Regions from separate parts of the Mus musculus genome. Here regions 1, 2, 4, 5 and 6 are each linked to region 3. A link is a loop called in an ENCODE intact Hi-C map of the cell type or tissue named here. Cell type or tissue: gastrocnemius. All regions are shown on one strand.

Region 1 (4,000 bases), 48 kb after region 3:
TCCTCGCTCCGAGTTTGACCTTTACCAAGGCTAGTGATTTTGTGTGTGTATGCTAAGTGGTACTTTCCTTCTGCAGTATCAAGTGGGCTGGCTGATTCCTTTCTTCTGCTACCGACTCTTTGACTTCGTTCTCAGTTGTCTGGTGGCCATCAGTTCTCTCACTTACTTGCCAAGAATCAAAGAATATCTGGATCAGTTGGTAAGTGTGTGTGCTATTTAAACATTTCCACTTAAGTGAAACATTTTAATTGAAATCACGAGGCACCCTTGCTACTATTTAACTCTCTTTGCCTTATACAGTATCTTAAAATCACTCCCATGTTAAAACCTGTAAGATAGACATAAATGATTGTTGTACTGTACCATTTGGATAGCACAGTACAAGACGTCCGTAAAGACAGTGAGTGTGGACGAGATAGTTGAGTTAATTGTGATTCAGTAAGATGTTCGACTGTGTTTAGGACTCTTAAGGGGCTGGTGCTTCATCTTTATCAGAAGGTGGCATGTGTCTGTGTGCTTGCTGTACCCTTGTCCGTTATTGATGTGCCTGCTGTGTCCTAGCCCTGGGTAGGAAACTTTAGCTGTTTAGGAACACCTGCTCTTTTACAGACTCTGGTGTGTTTTCCCCTCTGTTTGATTGGATCCTTTCCATTAGAAGGTATTTCCTTTGCTGGCCAGTTTTTGACCCTCCCTTCACTTCTAATGCCTTTCTCCTGACTCGCCCAGAGTCAGATGAGTGCAGCCAATCCTTTCCAGCACAGTGAGCTTGTCAGCAGTAAATCATGTCCTTTTGCCTGGCTTGTAGCCAGTGCCGTGTGTTCTTTGTAACCATCCACTGAAGAGCTGAGACCAAGGTTTGACTCCTGGGAAAGTTACTTCGCCAAAGACCTGAGCGATCTCAGTTCTCCCGACTTTCTGAACAAGGACAGAGTTGGGGATCCAGACAAGTGGTTATATTTTGTCAAAAGCACAAGATGGGAAATAACCAGCAAAATGAATATTAGCTCTGTCCAGACCTTTTAGTAATCTTAGCTATTAAATAGGCAGACGGCAGTGGTCCGTCCGTCGATGATGGGGGTCCCGGGTGTGCTGCGTTCTTCTGTGTAGATTTGCAGAAGCTGTCACTGTCTGCTGTACATGGTTGTGTTCTTAAAATGCTCAAGCGCCTGGTGTGTCCGTGCTTTTGTGTTTTCACAGCCTGATTTCCCATACAAAGATGACCTCCTGGCATTGGACTCCAGCTGCCTCCTGTTCATCGTCCTTGTGTTCTTTGTGGTATTCATCATTTTTAAGGTAAGGAGCTTGTGACTCACTCTTGGGGGCCCTGGTGAGACTGCTCAGTAAACCTTTTTCTAGGATCGCAGTTGATGTAGGGTTTGTAGTGACAGTCACTGCATTTAAGGGATGGAGTCCCCTCTGTCTTGTGTCCAGTGAGTAGAATTTTTGTGTTTTCAAAAGTGGTTCAGGAGCTGGAGAGATGGCTCAGTGGTTAAGAGCACTGATTGCTCTTTCGAAGTTCCTGAGTTCAAATCCCAGCAACCACATGGTGGCTCACAACCATCTGTAATGAGATCTGGCGCCCTCTTGTGGTGTGTGTGAAGACAGCTACAGTGTACTTACATATAACAATAAATAAATCTTAAAAAAAAAAAAAAGTGGTTCAGGGTTTATAGAGAAATCCATTAAAATTCCTAACATTTGAGCTCAGGAATTTCCTCCACAGTCTGTCGGTTAGCAGACCAAAGTCTCCAGCTAGAGTCTCTGTGAGAAACTTGGGATGTTTCAGTGAGAGCCAGTCAGGATGAGCCTGCCTTGTCCGAGGTCCCTTTTCCACAGACAGCGTGGTGTGGGAGAGATGAGGGTCCTCTGCTCCCCGAGCAGCCCGCTGAGCTCTGTTTCCCTTTCAGGCTTACCTAATCAATTGTGTTTGGAACTGCTACAAATACATCAACAACAGAAATGTGCCAGAGATTGCCGTGTACCCTGCCTTTGAAACACCTCCACAGGTTAACTACTGTTCTACTCACCAAACTGTCACTCTTACTGATGCCTCCAGAAGTGCACGTGGGGCTTGACTTTCCCTTCTTTGCCATAAGCGTGGTTTGGAATTTGGATAGTTTGAACCCACAAATGTTTAAGATTTAGTATTTTCCACCAGGAGTCTTGTGCACACAGGGCTAGAGCTCTTTACACTGTTTGCCCAGCTTGACTGTTAGGTTTATTTCTTAGTGGTCCTCACAAATGTTTCTGGACAGATATGAGATAATTGACTTGTGAGAATTCTAAGGGATGCGGGCTGATGGTCGTGTGTGTGTGTGTGTGTGTATGTGTGTGTGTGTGTGTGTGTGTGTGTGTGTGTGTGTACACATCTATCAGATCCAAAGCCTGGTCCTTGGATAGATGATTGTGCAAGCATCTGAGTGCTGAGCCCACCTCTCAGAACCTTGTTTGCTACTTTGCAGGTTTTCAGCATATATGATACACGTGGACCATATTGAGTCAGCCTGTCACTTAGAGGACTTTAGGCTAGAGTGACCTTTAGAAAGGTTTTCTATTATCCCAAAGGGCAGGATAGAAGGTCATTGTCCTATAAGTGCAAATTATTATGAAACTTCAGACACTGACAGCTTCCATTAGAGGAGTTAGTGGGGCCTCTTCCCCCAGATCCTCAGCCCTTGAATTTGCACTGGAGCGTTATTGGTTGCCTGTCAAGAGACCCTTTATATTTAATATATAATTTAGCTTGTTAGTTTATCTTCTAGGTTAGTTCAGAGGAAGAATTCTAATTCTGTCTTATATCTATCCACACCCATCACACCCACCCACCCACCCACCCATCCATCCATCCATCCATCCATCCATCTACTTACTCATTTATCCATTCCCATCCATCCATCCTATCCATCCACTCCATCTACCCGTCCATTCGTCCATCTCATTTACCCATCCTTCCCTGCATTTCGTTCGTCCATCTGTCTATCTTGTCTTGGCCACTGATCTACTGCTGTGAAGAGACACCATGAACAAGGCAACTTTTATTTATAAAAAAAAGCATTAATCGAGGACTTGCTTACAGTTCAGAGGCTTAGTCTATTATCAAGGCAGGGAGCGTGGCAGGAGTGCACAGCAGCACTGACCGTGCTAGAGAGATAGCTGAGAGCTACATCCTGATCATAGGCAGGCAGGCAGACTGACAGACAGACACTGACTCTGACATCAACTTTCTCGGGTTTTGTGCTTCTACTTATGACATAAAGTCTGAAAGCTGATTATTTTTGGAAAGAATTTAAAGTGACATTGTCTGACGTGATTCTTTTCTCTCTTCAGTATGTTTTGCCAACCTATGAAATGGCTGTGAAGATTCCTGAGAAAGAGCCACCACCTCCTTACCTGCCTGCCTGAGGACATTCTGCCTTGTCAATAAAGCCTATACCAGCTTCTCGTCTTGTTTATTTTACAGAAAGCTGCAGTGCGGGCCTCTCAGACTTGTTTGATAGAAAGTACACTGTCTTGTCTGAGCATTTATTTTCAAACACTAAGGAGCTTTTGGACATTTATTAAAAACTTTTTGTTAAGTATCACATTTTAGAGACTTTTTGAAGACAATCTAGATTAAGCAAGAGCCAAGTGCCATTGTTAGCCTTTAGCTGAGGGTATGGGGGGGAGGGGTCTCCATGTTTTCTTTTTTAACTTTGCACTTTCTTTGTATAATAATAGTTTATGTTTTGGATGTTTGGTGCCCTGAGTAGTTTCCGGGGCGTGACTACAGTGTTGAGGATGAATAGGTTGGGTATAACACCTGCAGTTTCCAGCTCTATGAAACAGGAGAGAGAGAGAAATAGCAGTTTGACTTGACTGTGGAAGATGATGGTTGCATGCTTCTCATTTGTACGTTTCCATCTTTGTGATAAACCGCTTTAATAAAGCTCATAAATTTTACCATTGTCCTTAAATGTGCCTCATGTTTATGCTATAACTTAGAGCGATCCTGTCCTTGTGA
Region 2 (4,000 bases), 120 kb before region 3:
AGATGTCAATTGCATGCAGACCTGCAGTCAGACGCTAAGCTCCCTACCTACTCTCCATCAGCTTAGATGTAAGGGGTGCTGGAACAAAGGCTCTCTCTCTCTCTCTCTCTCTCTCTCTCTCTCTCTCTCTTTCTTAGAATTAGTATTCTATTTTATTTTATGTAAATTGGTACTTCACTTACATGTATGTCCGTGTGAGGATGTTGTATCCTCTGGTACTGGAGTTATAGACAGCTGTAAGTCGCCATACAGGTGCTGGGAATTGAACCCTGATCCTCTGGAAGAATAGTCAGTGCTCTTAACCCCTGAGCCATCTCTCCAACCTCTTGCATATTGAGGACAGGGAGGAATCACAAGCCATGTAGGGTGCCTGGGCTCTGAGGTCAACAGGACCATAGCCTCCTTTCTTTATGTGCCTTTCTTGGGGTCTCCCTATAGGAGTCGTCTTCGTTGCCTCTTTACTGTCTCATTGATCTGGGCTAAACTTATGCAGTTGGAAGGAAAGATCAAGCTGGTCATGTTTAAAACATGAAACAGCCTCATCAGTCCCTTCCTGTTCCCGTCTCCCCCCCCCCCTCCCGCCCCCATTTTGAGAGGACAGGAAGGTAAAATACCAAAGTGTCCTATTTTCCTCCAAATATCAGGCTCAAAGGACTGAAGAGCTGACTTCAGATCCCAAAGCCACTGTGTTAGGAGGCACCTGCTTTTTAGGTCCTAAGCCTTCCTGAGCCTTGCTATTGGGTATTCTTTACCAAGACCCTCAAGGATCTAGGCAAGAACTGGGCAGGATCTGTATGTAGCCCATAGTTAGACCTAGGGCAGCTGAGACGCCAAAAGGGAGAGTTTCCTGAGGACAAAAGTGTTCAAACACAACTGGGTGCTGGTTGTTGGGCTACTGCTGGAGGTGTGGTGTGTGTAAAGGAGGCTGTTGAATTCCCAGAAGGCTGGTTCCACAGTGTAGAGTCTACACTGGGGACTTCCCGAGACGCTGAGCCTCAGATCTAGCTTCTCAGTCCAGGCCAGCTGATGTGGGGCTGAGGAACAAGGATGGATGCCATCTATGGCCCCTGCCTTGCAGGTGCAAAGGGCCTTTGGCACCATCTACAGATTGAGGGCAAGACAGGGCTGGTTCTTCCTCCTTGCTCTCGCTGCTATCTGCCTCGCCTGTAGGCTCTCTGGGCTCCTTTTTGGACTGACACGTCTGAAGGACGTTGGAAACTGTGAGGTCCAGGCCCCATAGAGAATCATGAAGGAACAGGAATTCAACTGGAGCTCCGCAGCTGGTTAGGCCTGCGGTCACCTGGAAACAAAGAGGCCATTTATTTTTTCCTTTGGTCTTGGACAAGGAAGAGAAGGGGCTTTCTATAAATAGAAAGACAGCAAAAAAGAAAATAATAATAATAATAATAATAATAATAATAATAAAAACAATAACAAAGCCAGCTCTTCCAGACAGTGCTCATGTCTTTAAAGGTCTTTAAAGGTCTGGAGTTCCCAGCAATTAAGTAAAGGACCAAGACCTCAGGGGTCCCCTATCCTCAGCCCGTGGGGAGGTGGGAACCATACATCGATCCCTCGGTTTATATATAGCCTCATCGCTGTGGGGCTCCGAGGTTGCCCCCAAAATCTTGCTCACCTGGAGGACCCCTGGGTGTCCTCGCCCAGAGGGCGCTGCAGCCTCGCACGTAGAGAACTAACAATCGCCCTTCTCCAGGGCAGTGCCTCCGGACTCCGGACCAGGACATAGTAGCGAGTGCACCTGGGTCTCCGTCAGCTACGCATCAAGGAAGGTGCGACGCGGGAATTACAGATTGCCGGCACTCACCAGTGCTCAGGGGAGGAAGGTGGGACTCAGACCTGCAAGAGCTGAAGAGTGGGGTGGGCTTCGATCCTAGGAGGCGTGGAAGGGGGTGTGGCTGGATCCCTGGGGGGTGGGGCGCTCCAAGGGGCGGGGCAACCCAGGGGGCGGGGCCCGAGGGGTGGAGATTGGGACTACCCAGGCCCGCGGAGCTGGGGGTGGGCGGCTAGTTTTGCAACTGCAGAGCCTTTGGGTTTATTATAAGGCGGAGCTCCGCGGGAGAGGTGCGGGCCAGAGGAGACAGAGCCTAACGCAGAGGAAGGGACCTGGCAGTCGGGAGCTGACTCCAGCCGGCGAAACCTACAGCCCTCGCTCGAGAGAGCAGCGAGCTGGGCAGGAGCCTGGGACAGCAAAGCGCAGAGCAATCAGCAGAGCCGGCCCGGAGCTCCGTGCAACCGGCAACTCGGATCCACGAAGCCCACCGAGCTCCCGCCGCCGGTCTGGGCAGCATGAGACGCGCGGCGCTCTGGCTCTGGCTCTGCGCGCTGGCGCTGCGCCTGCAGCCTGCCCTCCCGGTGAGTGTGGCCCGGGGCAGGGCTGGGAGGCGGCGGGAAGCCGGGACTCGCCACTCGCCGATGCCATGCAGGCGGCAGCACGTGGAGGGGGAGGGGAGCGGGGACTTCTTCCCGCGCTGCCTGGCGGATCCTGGGATGGTGAGCCCTTTAATGAGGACTCCTGTCCCAATTCCTCTACGGTCCGTGGATGCCAGGAGGCTATCCCAGCTCGTGGTCCGGGCGTCCTGCAGAGTGGAACCTCCATTGGTTCCCCGCTCCCAATTAAGTAAAACGACTCCACATGGGTCTGAGTCCGCCGGCCTTAGGCGCTCCGCCGGCCTTAGGCGCCGCTTGGAGTTGCTCTCTCCCGTTGCTGTCTTGCTGGCCATCTCAGCGGCCTGGCCTCCGCCAGTGTCCCGGAGGGATGCAGTGGCCATGGCCACAACGCCTTTTCCATAGACCCTAATTCAAACCAGACTGCAGGCTGCACCCCCAGCGCCGCGGAGTCCGGGCGCTCGGCCCTTTGCACCGGGGCAAGTTTGGGCACAGCAGAGCCGGCGCGGGAACAGGGGGAAGCTGACGTTCGGGGTGGCGGGAGGGACGGGATTAAGGCTGTTTGTGGGACACAAGAGGGTGGCTCAGGGACCTTCGGTTTTTCTCTGGCTGCCCCAGGTGAGCCGGGCCGAGCTGGCAGCGGGAGGTTCCGGGAAGTTGGCTTCAGAACGCTGAAGACCCTAAGAACCCAACTTTGGGGTCGCTGAAGTTGTGCTGCCCCCGGAGGGCCTCCTCCGCATGGCCCGCGCGGGGGACCCTCCCCGCGAGTGGACCCCGGTACGGCTCTTCCCCTCCCCCGACTCGGCTTTGTGCTGAAGCCGCGCGTAGGGAAGGCGGGTCCCTTGGCCCGCCCAGTAGGGCCGCGGGGAAAGAGGGACGAACGTGGAGCTGGCGACTGGTGGGGGAAAGCTTCTGGGTAGGATGCAGCCATCCACCTTTGGTGGGGGTCGGTCTCTCTAATCAGCGGCTTGGCCGACAAAGAGCTTGGTCGAGGGTACCCCAGAAAGTGCTCTCCCGCCCCAGCCGCCGTCCGCTAGCCCGCCTTCCCCAACGGGGGCGCTTTGTTCTCGGCCCCTGTAACCCTTCCCTGGGAACCGCCCCGCAGCGCTGGTCCTTGACGTGGGCCGGGTCCTGGGTCGCCGCCAGGTGTCAGCGCTGCCCTCCGGGTGTCCACGCCCCTAGCCCCCGCACCCGCTGTGAAGTCCCGGGTGTCCTTTCCACTGGCGGCTTTGCCCAACCCCTGGAAGGCAGAGGCGAGGTGCGGAGCCTCAGGCTTTATCCCTCCCGGAAGTGGCAGTCTCCCACCGCCACATCTGGTCTGCTTAACTTCGATAGTCCTGGCAAAGGCAGACACGTGCACAGGGAAGGAGAGTTGAGCGCTGGTAGATACCAAGGTCGTGTACAAATAAAGTGGCACACGGACACGTCCCCAGTCACTGTTAATGGCATTGCCTTCGCTCCTTCCCAGGTGGCTGGTGCTCTCCATCACTCTGGAGCCCAAGAGAGGGCCTCCATAATTGTATTGCCCATGAGTTGGGGTTGTGTGGGGGCGCCAAATCAGGGTTCTCTGGGAGGGCTATGAATTCCGAACTGA
Region 3 (4,000 bases):
GAACGGAAGTATGGCATGACTGAGACAAAATCTGGGTCCGTCAAGAAGTCAGTGTCTTATCATAAGGACTGTGTCCAGGTCACAGCTGACTGTGGGAAAGGAGGTATCCTCAAGTGACGTTTGCAGATGGCAGGCAATGCCCAGTGCAGTTCACAGGGTCAGGGAGCTAGCACCCAGGCCCTCCCAGAGGTGTTTTGTGTTTGGGGATGGTGGAGGCTGGGTTTACCTCTGGGTACAATCCAGACACGAGCTTCCATGAATTAGCAGAGAAAACTGTTGTTCCAGCTTCTGTTTATGGGTCAAAAAGATCTCAAATTGGCAGCAGAGCTGATGGGCCAGGTGCGTGGAACAGAAGGATGGGCGAGGAAAGTTCTGAAAGGCTGAAAGGTGTTTGACCAGCAAGAGGTGGCTGAGATGCTGCCCACAAACAGTACCCTCTGCCTGTGATGGACATCAAAGGATGGAAAGTTTATGGACATCTCTTTTTTTTTTCTCTCTCTCCTGAACATAGAGTAACCCAGGATCGGGGTATATCTTTTCCATCTTCAGGTTCAGATAGGTTCTTTGGTTGGGGAAAACTTCAAACACCAGGACAGTCACTTAAAAAATATTCTTAAGGCTGTGAAAATGGCCCCACTCATTGGGTTGAGAGCTTGCAAAGCAAGTCAAGGATCCAAGTTCGGGTCTGCAGCTCCCACATAAAAAGCCAGGATGTGGCCACCGGTGCCTGCAATTCCAATGCTTGAACCATAAACTGGAAGGATCTAGGCGGGTTGGGGCAGCTCACCGGCCAGCCAGTCTAGTCAATCAGTATGCTCTAGTTTCCCTCTAAATAATCTTAAACAAAATAAAATACGGAAAGCAATAGAGGATAATAATGGACAGTGGCCTCTGCTGACCTGCACATACTTATGCAGTTGCTTCTGCATCAGTGCACACATGCTCGCTCTCTGTCTCCCTCTCCCTCTCCCTCCCCCTCCCCCTCTCCCTCTCCATCTTCCCCCCTCCCTCTCCCCCTCCCCCTCCCCTCCCCTCTCCCCCTCCCCCCCCCCCTCTCTCTCTCTCTCTCTCTCTCTCTCTCGCTCGCTCGCTCGCTCGCTCGCTCGCTGTTAGACTAGGCTGGCTAAGCAGCAAGCCCCAGGGAAGCCTCCTGACTCTGCCTCATCAGCATTAGGGTTACAAGTAAGCAACCTTTTACATGAGTGCTGGGGATTCGGCTCAGTCAGCTCCTCACACATGCAGGCACTTTACCAACGAAGTTGTCAGCCCCCAGACACTCCCCCATGTGACTACATTCTTAATTAGCAGTTCTCAAAACAGTCCCCCCACCCCCACCCCCGTCCCAGTTTCCCAAGACCATCTCAGGGGATCCCAAGGTCAAAATGTCTCTGTAATAACCTGTAGGCTTTACTTGCCTCCGTCACTCCTGCTGTCAGCACACACAGAGTTTCCCAGAGGCTACGTGACCTAATATGGCAAGGGATTAGAGGCAGAAGCGAACGTGAGAATCAGCTGTCTTCTGTTAATCCAGACAGAGAGAGATTTGCAAACACGTAAAATAATGCTAGCTTTGTGATGAATGTACTTGCTTTAGAAAATTAAGCCTCTCTCTCTCTCTCTCTCTCTCTCTCTCTCTTTCTGTGTGCTGGGGGGGGGTGCTGAAAGCAATCTTGAGAGTTACCCTCAGGAACATTGATCATCTCTCTTGAAACAGAACACAGAGCTCACTGGTTAGGCTAGGCCGGCTGGCCAGGGAGCCCCAGGGAGCCTCCTGTCTCTGTTTTTCCAGCACTGAGATTGCAAGCATGCACTTGACATGTCCAGCATTTTTATGCGGGTTCTGCGGATCAAATTCAGTCTTGAGGCAAATGCTTTACTAACCAAGTCATCCTTACATTCCCCCCCCCCCTTATTTTCATAAAAATGTTTTGCTGCTACAAAATGCTATTTTAAGTATATTAAGTGAATAAGCACTTTTCAAAATCTTTTCCGTGCTAGATCTTAATAAACATGGAGTCAGTCTACAGATAGGCGCCACATGAACACAGTGGGATCTCCAATCATTTATAGGAATGGAACTGTGCAGTACATAGGAAGGAGTGAAGCCTTTATCCTAGCTGAGGTCAGAGGCCCCTGACACTAGTCTTCCTCCTCCCAGGGGCTAACTGAACCCACATGGTTAGAGGCCTCAACGAAGTTCTGACAGGTTTGCCTAATGAAAAATGGGAGAGGAAGTGTGTTTTGAAGCCAATGCAAGTAGACATTCCACCACACTGACACAGGAGGGCGCTCTTACCAACCGGCTGATATCTTGCCGCGCTTGAAACAATGTTGCTGATAGGCATGCTAGCTTTATTTACTACATTAAAAAAGAAAGATGCGTCTCTCTTGTCCACAGCGATGAAATTTCCAATTTTCTATGTCCATCGATTATTAATCAATCCCATGCAAGCCCATGCTCCTAGTCTGAGGCCCTGCATTCCTTAGTCACAACTTAGTGGTACCTTAGGTAATGTCCCTTAGGAAAGGCAAGACATGAAGGCCTTGCCGCTGTGTTTCTGGAGGTGGTTGCTGACCTCGGACCCTGTGGGCTGATGAGCATAGAGGGGTTCTTTTTTGCCTTAGCTGCAGTAGTCTAGTTAACCATTCCAGCTCTGGCACATGGCAAATTGCTCTGTGATATTTGGCAAAACTGTCTAGAAGGTGGCTTTTTATTTCTGTCCCAGCACTAGAGTTCTTTATACCTGTACCATCCATAGAAAATAACCATACCTAGTGTTCAATGAGAGTTAGGGCAGGGGTAGCACCAGGGCAGTGGCTGGGTTGGTGCCTAGCTTCCATCAATGGTCTTTCCCATAACATCACGTCATGTTTTTGGCTCTGGGAGACACATGTTTTTATGTTTTGAAGGGAGTTCTTCATGGTCAGTGAGCTGTTAAGGACTAAGGTGGTCCTAGCATGGCATGGCTATAGTCAGCTATGACACTGGAGTCTGAGGACGGATGGAAGGTTCTTTTCTTTTGGGGGATTAAAGGCTGGGTAAATTACAGGTTTGTAACAGGTGCAGTCTGTTTTATGGCTTACAGTGGTTCTCAAACTTCCCAATGCTGTAGCCCTTAAATGCAGTTCCTCATGTTGGGGTGACATCCAACCATAAAATGATTTTGATATTTCATTACTGTAATTTTCCTACTGTTATGAATTGTACTGTTCCTGAAGGTGGCACAAGTCCTGTGTTCAGGAGCCTCAGATGGCTGTTTCTGTGGCCTTGGTGGCTCCAGCTGGCACTTCAGCAACTGAGGTCCTCTAACCTGGGACTGTCACATGTTCCTATGAGCAGAGGTCCCTTAACTAAACCAAGCAATCCATGCAAGCACACACTACTATATACTTTTACAAGTCATTTTTCTTTTCTTTGATTGATTTTTTTTTCGATAGGTTTTCTCTGTATAGCCCTGACTGTCCTGGTTCTCACTCTGCAGACCAGGCTGGCCTTGAACTCACAGAGCTTTGCCTTCATCTCCCTCCTGAGTACTGGGTGTGTGCCCCCCCACTCCCCCATTACAAGTAATTTTTAATAGTAACAGAGTTTTGGAACACAAGAGTTCTCAGAGCCTTTGAAATGAGGGTCTCTTCTCTCATCTACAAAAGTCAGTTTAATGAACCACATTGATAGTGGAGAGATCACCTGAGCATAGTGGCACATACCTGAAATCCCAATCGGAATGCTAAGGCAGGAGGATCAAGGCCAACTTGGTCTACTTTATAAACCAATGGTAATAGGGAAATTAACCAATACTGTGAGCATGCTACTTAGAGACTCTCATGCAAGCATGTTGGTACTAAAGTACTGATATGGGTGCCTAAAGAAACTCAATCCCCAGGCTGTGACTGCCCCTGTCCGACTTTCTCTTGACCCTCAAGACCAGTCAAGCCCCCTATCACTGCCCCCCATTCATGACTGTGCTGTTTCTTTTTTTAAGATTTATTTATTTTATGT
Region 4 (4,000 bases), 190 kb before region 3:
CAAACACGGTCGTTAATTCACTGTATATGAAATGTTTTCACTAAAAATGTGCTTCACCATTTAATTATCTTGCTAACTTTTTTACATTGAGGTTTATAAATAAGTGGTTAGAGTTTTTAAAAAAAATCCTAAGAAAGGCTGCGTGTGGTGGTGCACGCCTTTAATCCTAGCACTTGGGAGGCAGAGGCAGGCGAATTTCTGAGTTCGAGGACAGCCAGGGCTACACAGAGAAATCCTGTCTCGGGGATGGGGGGGCCTGGGTGGGGGATTCTAACAAAACCTTAAGTAATATAAAACAATGTTATAGAAGTGACTTGTCACACTAAAAAGAGAAATGCTTTAATGTTTGGATTCACTTTTACTTCCTTTGCTTCAAGAATGTGTAGTGGACTGTTGGCATACAGAATTATATAAACAAAACTACTTTTACAGTTTTAGGAAAGCCTGTCACAGAAACATCTGTTCTTGTCTATTTTGGAGTGTGATAATATTAGTTAATAGACGTACAACATAGTTACTACTTTAAAAAAATCCTGCTAACTTTCACTTTTTGTTCTTCACTAGGTTTGATCTGTGGATGAAATGAATCATGATTTTCAAGCTCTTGCATTAGAATCTCGGGGAATGGGAGAGGTAAGAGTTCACCAATACCAAAAACTTACGATTCACTTTAATCATTGAAATTTAGTTTTAAACTATAAATCTTGGAAATAGTTACAGCTTTCAGACCTATATTTTTTTTAATTGAAATTATGCACTTGTGTAGTCAATGATTTTTTTTTTTGGTTGCTTATTTTGTAAGTTAAACCCAGTAAGTAATTATTGGTGTGCTTATTTGTGTCTAGGTGATTTTGATTGACTTGGTTATCATATTTTGCTAGTGAATTGTGTAATTAGAATTAGCTCTGCTCAAAAGAGTACATCCTGTTCTGCCATTTTATATATGTATGCTGTTTGCTTTAGCTATGCTTGACTGTTGCTACTCTTTCTCAAAACTCTCTTTACCTGAAGATATTTGCTTAATAAACTCCTAATCTGCAAGACTCCACTGAAAACACAGTATCTAGTATCCCATAGCTGTCTGTAATAGAATTAGCCTCATCTGACTTGTCATTTAGTTCATTATAAATACTTTATGTTACTGATTAGTTTGTTTTGTATTTGTCTCCTATAAATTGCTAGCTTTTAATGCTTAGTATAATAGGTACTCTACAATTTTGAATGGATGTTATCTTTTCTATTAATCTATGGTTTTCTTTGGGTCACCCAGTTAACCATACCATTACATATTTGAAGGCATCTAAAATACTTAGTTTTCCATATTCCTAATGAATTTTAGAAAACTGATTATAAAAACTCCTGTAGACACACCTTTGTTGTGTTCTATATTACACACTCCTGTATAGACTTTGATAGTAGAAAATAACAGTAAACAGACCTAAGATGTGTAATGAATTGCTTGCTCCTGGAGATTATTTTACTTTAGTAGATTAGAGACCTTCAAGAGACTCACTCCATCCAATGCTGTGCTCTTCAGATGCAGAAAGAGAGTCCTGTCACTCCTTTGGGCCACAAGAGGGCACTCTGCAGCTAGCTAACCCTCCCTTTCTTCAGAACAGCGTTTTCCAAAGAGTTTGTCATTTTCAGAGGACTGATTTAAGGGTGAGTTAAGGTGCTTAAGCTAAGTATTGCCAAAATAAACTTGTTAGTTCAGCACATAAAGTAAAGTCTAATCTGGGCCCTAAAAATATTTTGAGCGAGGGATACTTTTTGGTTTTAAAAGAAAACCTATATTTTGTAGCATAGTGTCTTGCTCAGGCATTACTGATACTCCAGTAGACTAAATAGAGCTAAAAGGGCTGCCCCGCCCCCCCCCCCCCCATTTGTATTCTTAGAGTTTTAGAAAGTAGAGTAGCATATCTTAACAGCAGGTCTGGGAGCATTGTAGAACATGCCTGTACTTCCAGCACTTGGTGGGCCAAGGCAGAAAAGTTTTGTGCTCAAGGCCAGTTTAGGTTAAATAGGAAGACCTTATCTTCAGATACTAAAACAGTGAAAACATTTTTGAAGTGTTTCTACCTTCTGTCTGTGACAGACTTGAACTTGATTTTCATAAGAGTGAGAACCCTACATTAATCCTAGGCTTGGTTCTTTACTTCCATATACATTATGGATTTATTTACTAATTGACTTTTGTTTTGTTTTGTTTTGCTATTTGAAAAATACATTTGATAACTTAAATATACCTTTGTGGTTAAAATTGTGGTCAGAAGCAGTGGTTAAATTAGTTGTCTATGGGTTTTAGTAGAGGAGTTGGATTGAATAGTAAGCTAAATGAAATAAGCTAAAACCCATGCTAATTTATTAGTCAACATATCAGACAACCAGAGTGCTATAGGCCTAAACTTCTTGCTGTCTGGTGGATGGCTGCAGGCCAGTTTAACATGTAACCTTCATCCAGTAAAAATATTTTTTTTTTAAAAATAAGCTGGTTTTGCTATTTTTTAAAAAACAGTTTACCAGTTAATATTGTTACCTCTTAAGAGATAGCTAAGAAGCCTACTCAAATTTCTGTCTCTGGGTTCTCTCCCACAAGCCTTTCTATCTTTCCTCATCTCACAGGCAGCAGGGAACCTTCTGGGATTTCCTTCTTTGCCTGTCTCTCTCTCACCAGTCTTCTCCTCCTTTACTGACAGGTGAGGTGTTTTGTTTGTTTTATTCCAGAATTCACCCATTGGAATAAATTAAAGCAGCCTGTACTCTCTGGCTCTTTTCTCGTTTTCTAAGATTGCTTGTTTGGGATGTTTTTGTGATGTAAAACAATCCCTTTTTTTTTTTTTAATGGATTGCCCTGTTCTTTCCTTTTAAAGTTTTGCATATTGAGTCTTAACTGTTATAAATCTCTCTAATGTATGGAGAATCATTGTGTATACTTACAAGAATTGTTTTAAATGTATCGTTTTTTGTGAGCTATCATCAGGAGGTCATTTTATTTTTTAAAGTCTTATTTATTTTATGTATGTGAGTACACTCACTGTCATGTCTTCAGACACCCCAGAAGAGGGCATCAGATCCCATTACAGATGGTTGTGAGCCACCATGTGGTTGCTGGGAATTGAGCTCAGGACCTGTGGAAGAGCAGTCAGTGCTCTTAACCGCTGAGCCATCTCTCCAGCCCAGGAGGTCATTTTCTTAAGTTGTTAGTCCAAAAATAGAAACAAATCTGTATTCATAAACTCATTCTTCTCCTCAATAGCATGTTTTTGTCTGTATTGATTTCCTTTATATTGTGTGGCTTAGAACAAACAAATACAACACATAGGAAGAGGTGCTTGGCTTTATTAGTATGTATAGAGATGTAATATTTTAGTCAAGTATCCAGAGAAGCACATGCCTGTTAACTGTCATCAGTTTATTAGGGTGCATATAGCTGTCTCCTGTTTAATTTTGAAATAATAGAAGAAAAGGACCTTGCCTGAATTTTGTTGAGGAAACCAAAATTTCACTTCAGATCTTTGAGCTAATGAGTTTTATTTGGGGATTGTTCTGTTGTGATAAATAATGTTCTCCTATTTTGACACAGTATTTTAGAAAAAAATATTAAAATGGAAAGAGGACTTAGTAGTTTAAAGAGCACTGGTGCTGTTCCAAATGACTTGTGTTCAAATCCTAGTATCTATCTACATGGCAGTTTGTCTGTCTGTAATTTCTGTTCAAGGGGACCAGATACCCTCACACAGACATACATGCTGGTAAAACACCAAGGCTCATAAAATAAGAATATATAAAGCATTAAAAAAAAATCTCAAGTAGAGTCTAACCTGGTAGTAAATGCCTTTAATTCCTGTATTGTGGAGGCAGAGGCAGGTGGATCTTGGAATTTAAAGCCAGCCTGGTCTACATAGTAAGTTCCATGCTAGCTGAAACTATACAATGAAATCTGTCTTAAACAAAAAGAAACAAAATAGAGTGATGGAGTAGGGACATATTGGAGGAACTA
Region 5 (4,000 bases), 110 kb after region 3:
TACTCTTGGGTGTGAAGGTGTCCACTGTAGAGTAGCTCACCTACCATACTAAGATACCTGACTCTCCTTCCTACAGAAGCCATCGACCATCAATCATTCCTTAGGAATGCAGAGTCCTGGGCCCCGCCCCCTCCCACACTACAGTGTTGATTGGCTTGGTCTTGAGCAGGTCTTAGGCAAGCACAGCTGCTGTGAGGCCATGCCTGCAGCGGGCCTGCCATGTCCAGAGGACACTGTTTTACTTTGGTCCTTTTCTGACCTCTTCTCTGATGGTCCCTGAGCTTTGGGGCGGGACTATATGGAGATCACATCTAAGGCTGGTGTGTGGGATTGAATTGATGATCTCTTGTGGCTGAGGACTCCATGAACACTTATTCTCTGTATTTTGATTAGTTGCGAATTTCTGTTCACTGCACAGAGAAACCAACGATGGAGCGCTGTCATAGTTTATGAGTATGAAGAGAAGTGCTCTATGGGTATGAATTCAGAGGACAATTTGTTGTTATGTCCATTTAGTAGCATAATAACATTAGGTCTATCCCTAGGTTTGCAGACTTCCTAACCAGATTTTTAGTACCAGTGCTCCTCTGTGGATCAAGCAGCAGTTTGTTAGCCTGCTACCATCTGTGTCGCTGTTACATCATGGGTACATGCCAATCATTAGTGTAGCTCACGGGTTCACAGCTGGGTGAGGCTGTCCATGCCTCTCCCTCAGCAGCAACTACAAGGTACAGCAGCACCTTCTAGTCCTGTGAAAGCTTGTAGGAGCAAAGAGGCTTCCTGGTCATTACCAATGGGCTTCTTCATGTCCTGTGCTCAAACTGTGTATTACCTTTACCAATAGAGCCCTCCTATCAAACTGTGATTGGCGACCTCATCTTCATTTACTTATACATTTAGTTGGACTTTAATTCATCTTTTAATGAAAGTCTATCAGAATTTATACGATGGCATTATGTTCCCATTTGAATTTATCGAGAGTGCTAGTACATTAATTGAAAGTATTTTCTGATATATATTTATATTTATTCTGAGTATTTTACATTATAAAAATTCATATAGAAAATGAAAATAAAAACAGTGATACCTACCATGCCTAATGGGTCCTGATGTTTATTGAGGGCCATTCTACTTCAGCGATTCTGAGCACAGATTCAAGAGCCGTAGAGGACCTGAGTTTAAGTCCCACTTGCCCACTGTCTAGCTGTATAACATAGATAAGTTATAATTGCTTCATAACCAGGTAGTTTTTTTTAAACTGATAACTAATGATAGCACTGTCCGCCTTATACAGTGGCTGTGAGTTAATGCATATAATGTGTTTACAAGAGTGCTTGCATGTATTTAAAATTATTAAGCATTTAAAATTACTAAGCATGTACCGTGTTATCCTTTATTTTCTCTTTTAATCCTTAAAACAGTTCTATAGAGCTGATATTGTTATTTTCAATTGGCAGGTAAACTGAGGTTCAGAGAGAGAAACATAATTGTTAACATCATAATTATGAAGTGTTTGCAATTTGAATCCAAGAAGCCCGACTTGTCTTTTGAACCAGTAACATTTTAATTTTGAATTAATCAGGATAGCAATAAATTCTCATATTCATGAAGTATTAAGAATAAAGAACATGGGGGAGTGGAAAGTGTGATCAGAATAAATTGTATGGAAAAAAAAGAATAAAAGGACATGAATGTAACTCATAATTGTAATTAAACACTGGTTGAGAAATATGCTTTGGAAATGTCATATTTTACCAGGAAGCAGTAAAGGTTGGTGAACCTCAAACCAATTAGAGTGCAATTACCAGAATTGAAATATTCATGGTGAATTTACTAAATATTTATTAGATTTAGTAAAGTCAGTGAGAAGACAACCTGGCTGGCTTTAGCACCCTCTGGAGGTTTGGCTGCCATTTCACCAGGCTTTGATTTTGTGCAAGGCAATGAAAGCTTCGTGCTCCCTCTAGAGGTCACTAATAGTATATGATTTGCTTTGAACAGAAAAACTTTGAAAGCCTGAAATTAAAAAAAAAAAAAAAAAAAAAAAAAAATCCGACACAACTTTATTGAGTTTGAGTTCCTGAGTTGTCAATCTACTCAGTTAATAGTACGCTGCCAGGGGGAGCGTCTACTGTTCAGTTTCTAAGTGTCCTGCTGCCAAAACATGCCCCTGGCTAGTTGTGTGACAAACGTCCAACACTGGCCTCATTGCTTTGCAGTATAAGCAGAAACAGTTCACAGTGTTTGATTATTCATGAGCTCAGAAAAGAGAGTAATGCCCCTTACAGAGAGCTGCTTTGCTTTCATATATTTTGTTTGCATATTTAACTTTATCTTAGTATTATTCTATGAGTTTAGGTGATTATTTTACTGTTTAGTCTCCCATCTTTTAATCCACTGTTGGAGTTGCTGAGGCGCTTTGCTTCACAAAAGCATACCCAAGAGGTGGTCAGTGACATGTCTGCCTAGCAGCATGACACTTGGGCTGTGTCTTCTCGTTTGCTAAGTGAAGTGGAAATGCAGTACAAATGAGAGCAAGAACAAAAAGATAAATGTTTAGATCTGGCTGTAATTGGTACTGAGGAGGGGAGAAAGAGATTGGGTTCAACAGCTGGTGGATATCTGAGTTGTTTCCACATGTTGGGTCTATGTGGAACACTGTTTTGAGCACCTGACTGTAAATTTGTGTGTGTGTGTTTGCTTCTCTTAGACATACACCGTGGAGCAGAATTGCTAGGTAATGTGTAACTCTGTAGTCAACATTTTGAGAAACTTTGGAAGGTTCTTTTAGAGTATTTTACATTTTCATTTTTTTCTCTATGCCCTGATCAATTCTTGCCTTACTTTTTAAAATTCTAGCTATGCTAGTGAGGATCATGTGACATGCCAGGTAGCTTCCATGTTCAGTGAGGATCATGTGACACGCCAGTTGTAGCTTCCATGTTCAGTGAGGATCATGTGACACACCAGGTTTTGGTGGCTAATGATGCTGGTTATGTTTTCATGAGTATTTGTGTGTCTTATTGGAGAAGTGTTCACTTAGATTCTTTGCCTTCTTAAAAGTTTTTCTTTTGTTAAATATTTTTTTGGACAGTCTTATATGTATGTTTATAACCATTAATTCCTTATAAGATTCAATTTCTTTATTTTTGTTACATCATTTTTGGTGTCATGCCTAAGGCATCAACTGTTGCCTAACCCTGACTCACAAAGATTTACTTCTGGGGCTGGAGAGATGGCTCCGTGGTTAAGAGTGTTGGCTGCTCTTTCAGAGGACCTGGGTTCAATTCCCAGCAATTATGTGGTTCTAACTCGAGAGGATCTAACACCTTCACATAGACACATATGCAGGAAAAACACTCATGCACATAAAGTAATAGACTACTTAAAAGGCTGCTCCTCTTTCTTTCCGTGACACTGAGGATTGAGTGACTTCTCCCACGCGGAGCAAATGCGCTTCCACTGACCCCTATACTCGTAAGGACTCTTTAAAAAGGCCTGGGGTTTTAGCTCTTGATCCTTGTACATCGCAGATCCATTTTACTTAATATTTTTTGTGTGATCCTAGTAACTTTAGATTCTTGCCTGATTTGAGAGACTGTCTGTGCATATTTCAAGACTGGGTTTATTATTTCTAAAATGAGGAGTTGGGCTCAGTGGTGTGAAGTTGTTTCTGTGTAACTATAGCTTAGCTGTCTTTCTGTTCCTTTTAATAGTACCATTATTTGTTGCAATGACCAAAACCCATGTGATAGCAGCTTCAAAAGAAGCATTTTATACCTGGCAATATCGTGTGGCAAAGAAGCTCACAGCACTGGAAATTAATCAGATCACACGGTCTCGAAAAGAAGGAAGAGAAAGGTATGTTTTTTGATATATATTTAATAAGCAACTATACCGTATTGGATCCAGACATAGTTAATTATCTATTGCCATTCTTGAGAAATATACATTGCCTTGATTAATAGAAGTCCTTTTTTTTTTTTTTTTTTTTTTTTTT
Region 6 (4,000 bases), 93 kb after region 3:
CCTTCCTTCCTTGACAGGTCTTGCTATATGTAGCCCAACCTGGGCTCAAACTTATGATCCTCCTGCCTCAGTCTTCCAAGTGCTATGATTAGTGGTATGCATGACAATGCCCAGAAAATATTATCAACCCTTAAGCACCAGGTGATAAATGTGAAAGTTTTTCTGTTTTTCTTTTTTTAAAATCAGGGTTTCTATGTGTAGGCCTGGCTGTCCTGGAACTCACTCTGTAAACCAGGCTGATCTTGAACTCAGAGATCCTCCTGTCTCTGCTCCTGAGTGCAGGGAGTAAAGGTGTGTGTGAGTCACCTCCTCCTGTCCTGACTAATGTGAAGGTTTTGACTGTACTTTTTTAAACTTGTGAACACAGGCTCTTGGTATGAGGAGATGATCAACAATCGCAACAAGTCTGTGGTTCGAAGCATGAGCTGGAATGCGGACGGACAGAAGATCTGCATTGTGTACGAAGATGGAGCTGTGATCGTCGGCTCAGTAGACGGTAATCCAGTCACTGGACATTGGCCGGAGACCAGGGGTTCCTGACTACCTTTAAAGATTTAAGTTAATTATCATTCTTACTGAAAAAATAGACACTAAGAAAAAAAGTGTCTGTTATGTGACTATTATATGATTTGTGACATTAGGAACCACCTTGTTATTTTTAACCTCTGACCTGGAAGTATTTTCAAGACAAGTCTATTGTTTCACTTTCCTACAGTAGTACTGAAAACAGCTAAATCAATTTCTCAGTATCATTTTAATTAATTTTATAGCCTAAAATACCCATTTCTTTCAAATTCTAGCTCACAGTGAGATTGTGTCTTCTGTGAGTCTGCATCTTGGGTTTAATATAACAAACATCCTCACGGGGCTGGTTTGGAATCACTGTGGTAGATTTACTTGTGTGTGCTCATTGTGTCACCCAGTGTGACTGAGAGCCCAGAAAGCAGTAGCTGTAGCTTAGGAGTTCAAGGCACAACAGCAAAAAACTTTCCTGACCTGCATCATAAGTGACCCTGAGTAATAGGCCATCGTCACCGGTCAGCAGCCAGTGGTGCACCAGGGAAGGACATGCAGGAACATGCAGAAACACAACCAAAGGCAGACGGGGAGAGATCAGAGAGGACTTCCTGGAGGAGGAGATGCATGTGCTGACACAGGTGGGTAGGCTGACGAGCAGCATGTCTCAGGACCAAGGGATCGCTTTGGAGGAGAAAAAAAGAATTTCACAAAAGACACTGAGAGTAAACATCTTGGAGACAAAGGACTCTAAGCATCATGGAAGAGAGTATCAAGAAGGAGAGCGTGGTCTGAAAAGACAGGACAAGAGTAGGATAGACCGACCCATTGTCAGTTGGCCTCAGCATCAGGCAGTCATAGCCCCATACAGGATGCTTTAATGGAGCTGTATGGTAGCAGGCAGACTGGAGTGACTTACAGTTGAGGGGACCACAAGGAAATGAGACCTCAACACTGTAATAAAGTAAAAAAATGTGGCTGGGAGGGACTGTAGAAATAGGGCAGTGCCAGGAGATTTAGGGTCGAGCGAAGGGGTTGGTTTTGTTTGTTTTTATTCAAGGTGCTTAGGAGTTTGATGTATAATTAAACGTGTGTAAGCCAGGGCATGGAGAGAGGAGTTTAAAGAAGAGAGGTGAGGATGATCTATCGGGTGAGCTTTGTAGAATGGGAAGAGGGTGACCACAGGCTTGGATGGAGGCCTGGTCATAGAAGGGCTCACCCCGGAGCTGCCTTTCCCGCTGTGCTGGTGCAGCAGAAAGGCCCAGCTTGGGTTCCTTATGCTCTGGGTGTTTGAGGGTGCGAGCAGATGAAGAGCTGCTTCTGAGAGAGCTTGTGTGTTTTCTACTCACTCATCTGACTGGGAGTCGAAGAGACAGGAGACAGTGTGAAACAGCTGCTTCTGGAAAGGTCTCAGTGTTACACAGCTTATGAGTGCTAATAAATATCTATTGACTAAATTAATTGAGTGACTGAGTGAAGCTGTGAGGAATGTGAGAGAGCTTTAGGGAATCAATATTTGGAAGCAGTTGTTGGAGGATCACAGCTCTGAGCTGGTTATAACTGGCTCTGCTTTGTTTTAGGGAATCGGATTTGGGGGAAAGACCTGAAGGGAATTCAGCTGTGCCATGTGACCTGGTCTGCAGATAGTAAAATCCTACTTTTTGGAATGGCAAATGGAGAAATACACATTTATGATAATCAAGGAAATTTTATAGTAAGTGTATAGATTCATTATTGTATTAGGATACTTTTCTATGATTAGTTTAGATGTCATTTATATATGTTTGCCTTTATTATGATAGTTACAATAGTTTGTAGACTTTGTCTTTAATTCAGTTTTAATTTTCTAATCATCTAAACAATTTTAAAAGTTAAAAGACAAATCTTAGTTTTTTGGGGGGTGTGGTATGGTGCTTTGAATGGGAATGCTCCCATGGCTCATCTATTGGAATGCTGGGTCTCCCATAGGTGGATCTGTTTGGGAAGGATTAGGAGGTGTGGCCTTGTCGGAGGAGGTATGTGACTGGGGGTGGACTTTAAGATTTCAAAAGTCCACACTAGCCCTATTCATATTCTCCCTCTCCCTCTCCCTCTCCCTCTCCCTCTCCCTCTCCCTCTCCCTCTCCCTCTCCCTCTCCCTCTCACTCTCCCTCTCCCTCTCCCTCTCCCCCTCCCCCTTCCCCCCCTCTCTCTCTCCCCCGCTCTCTCTCTCTCTCTCTCTCTCTCTCTCTCTCTCTCTCTCTCTCTCTCTCATGCCTGGGGATCAGGATATAAAGCTCTCAGCTACTGCTCCAGTGCCATGCCTGTCTGCTTCCTGCCATGATGATCATTGACTAACCCTTTAAAACTATGAAAAACTTTCAATCAAATATTTTTTTTTAAAATAAGAGTTGCTTTGGGTCTGGACAGTGGTGGTGCACACCTTTAATCCCAGCATTCAGGAGGCAGAGGCAGAGAGGCAGAGGAGAGGCAGAGAGAGAGGCAGAGAGAGGCAGAGGCAGAGGCGCAGAGGCAGAGGCGCAGAGGCAGAGGCAGAGAGGCGCAGAGGCAGAGAGGCAGAGGGGCAGAGGCAGAGAGGCAGAGAGGCAGAGAGGCAGAGAGGCAGAGAGGCAGAGAGGCAGAGAGGCAGAGAGGCAGAGAGGCAGAGAGGCAGAGAGGCAGAGAGGCAGAGAGGCAGAGAGGCAGAGGCAGAGGCAGAGGCAGAGGCAGAGGCAGAGGCAGAGGCAGAGGCAGAGGCAGAGGCAGAGGAGGCAGAGGTAGAGGTGCAGGCAGAGGCACAGACAGGTGGATCTCTGGATTTGAGGCCAGCCTGGTCTATAGAGCTAGTTCCAGAACAGCCAGAGTTACATAGAGAAACCTTGACTTGAAAACCCAAAAGAAAAAAATTGTTTTGGTCATGATGTCTCGTCACAGCAACAAAGCAGTAACCAAGGCAGGGGTGGGGCTAGCTGTTTTTGTTTTGAGAGAGGGTCTTGTGTAGACCAGGCTGGAGCTTGCTGCATATCTGGATTTTGGCTTCTCCTGTCTCTGCCTCCAGAGTTGTAAGGTTTGTAGGAGTGCACCTTCACCCTACTGAGTCTTTTGCGGGTGCTAGGTCTAATGCAAAGCTTCCTGCCTGCCAGGCAAGCACTCTTCTAGCTCAAGGTTCATTGCTTTAAGGTGAATTAATGTAGCAGAGTGCAGCTTTTAGGCCTGATTTCCTGTTGCTGGATGGTTCAGGATGATGGAGCATTGAAACCTAAGGGTAATGAGAAGGATAACATTGCTGTGTAAGTTTCTCTTTAAGTCTTGAGGTGCCTGCATCAAAGTTTTTATGCAGGGTACCCAAGATATTTTTATAGCAACTAGAACTTGTTTGTGAAAAGAATTGTAATTGATTTAATATGTAAGGGAGAAAAATCAGTTTCTAGAAAGAAGGTCAAATTGGTATGGTGGTTAGTGTTGCTTGTCAGCCTGGTCAACTATCACCAAGGAGACAAACTTC

What was found. Hi-C counts contacts between places; a loop is a spot of excess contacts. Peaks named below come from ENCODE experiments on the same cell type or tissue, not always from the same donor. Only the 100,000 strongest peaks of a DNase experiment are listed, where the experiment ranks them.
Region 1: it touches region 3 in a loop (2.4-fold over the local background); 12 of 42 quality-filtered maps call a loop at or near these places.
Region 2: it touches region 3 in a loop (2.3-fold over the local background); 14 of 42 quality-filtered maps call a loop at or near these places.
Region 4: a loop joins it to region 3, with 5 times the contacts of the local background. A loop is called at or near these places in 8 of 42 quality-filtered maps.
Region 5: a loop joins it to region 3, with 5 times the contacts of the local background. A loop is called at or near these places in 32 of 42 quality-filtered maps.
Region 6: a loop joins it to region 3, with 3 times the contacts of the local background. A loop is called at or near these places in 4 of 42 quality-filtered maps.

Annotation. Positions count from the first base shown.
Region 1 is chr12:8,934,790-8,938,789 of GRCm38, forward strand. Laptm4a (lysosomal-associated protein transmembrane 4A) reads left to right here. Exons shown (of 7, transcript NM_008640.2): 4 at 77-199; 5 at 1,198-1,293; 6 at 1,908-2,006; 7 at 3,328-3,953. The coding sequence ends at 3,402. Among named protein-coding and RNA genes, the nearest start is that of Matn3, 11 kb to the right of the region's middle. In gastrocnemius, a CTCF peak has its summit at 1,584 (motif pointing left); a DNase peak (open chromatin) is centred at 1,559; H3K27ac peaks cover 999 bases.
Region 2 is chr12:8,769,329-8,773,328 of GRCm38, forward strand. It overlaps Sdc1 (syndecan 1), which reads left to right and starts at 2,068. Exons shown (of 5, transcript NM_011519.2): 1 at 2,068-2,373. The coding sequence starts at 2,308. It overlaps Gm4755 (a long non-coding RNA gene), which reads right to left and starts at 1,943. Exons shown (of 3, transcript XR_381238.4): 1 at 1,637-1,943; 2 at 183-1,300. In gastrocnemius, a CTCF peak has its summit at 1,660; DNase peaks (open chromatin) are centred at 2,003, 2,331, 2,805, 3,273 and 1 more place; H3K4me3 peaks cover 2,512 bases; H3K27ac peaks cover 2,014 bases.
Region 3 is chr12:8,887,202-8,891,201 of GRCm38, forward strand. The region is part of intron 1 of 9930038B18Rik (a long non-coding RNA gene); the gene reads right to left. The region is part of intron 2 of Gm33483 (a long non-coding RNA gene); the gene reads left to right. Among named protein-coding and RNA genes, the nearest start is that of 9930038B18Rik, 4.2 kb to the right of the region's middle. In gastrocnemius, a CTCF peak has its summit at 2,269 (motif pointing right); a DNase peak (open chromatin) is centred at 2,284; H3K27ac peaks cover 366 bases.
Region 4 is chr12:8,697,527-8,701,526 of GRCm38, forward strand. It overlaps Pum2 (pumilio RNA-binding family member 2), which reads left to right. Exons shown (of 21, transcript NM_001160220.1): 2 at 565-633. The coding sequence starts at 583. Among named protein-coding and RNA genes, the nearest start is that of Pum2, 25 kb to the left of the region's middle. In gastrocnemius, a CTCF peak has its summit at 1,572 (motif pointing right); a DNase peak (open chromatin) is centred at 1,578.
Region 5 is chr12:9,000,281-9,004,280 of GRCm38, forward strand. It overlaps Wdr35 (WD repeat domain 35), which reads left to right. Exons shown (of 27, transcript NM_001159527.1): 12 at 3,717-3,861. Among named protein-coding and RNA genes, the nearest start is that of Ttc32, 28 kb to the right of the region's middle. In gastrocnemius, a CTCF peak has its summit at 1,934; DNase peaks (open chromatin) are centred at 1,917 and 2,121; H3K4me3 peaks cover 210 bases.
Region 6 is chr12:8,980,665-8,984,664 of GRCm38, forward strand. Wdr35 (WD repeat domain 35) reads left to right here. Exons shown (of 27, transcript NM_001159527.1): 5 at 368-496; 6 at 2,097-2,230. Among named protein-coding and RNA genes, the nearest start is that of Wdr35, 8.7 kb to the left of the region's middle. In gastrocnemius, no CTCF peak of the experiment used is centred here; no DNase peak of the experiment used is centred here.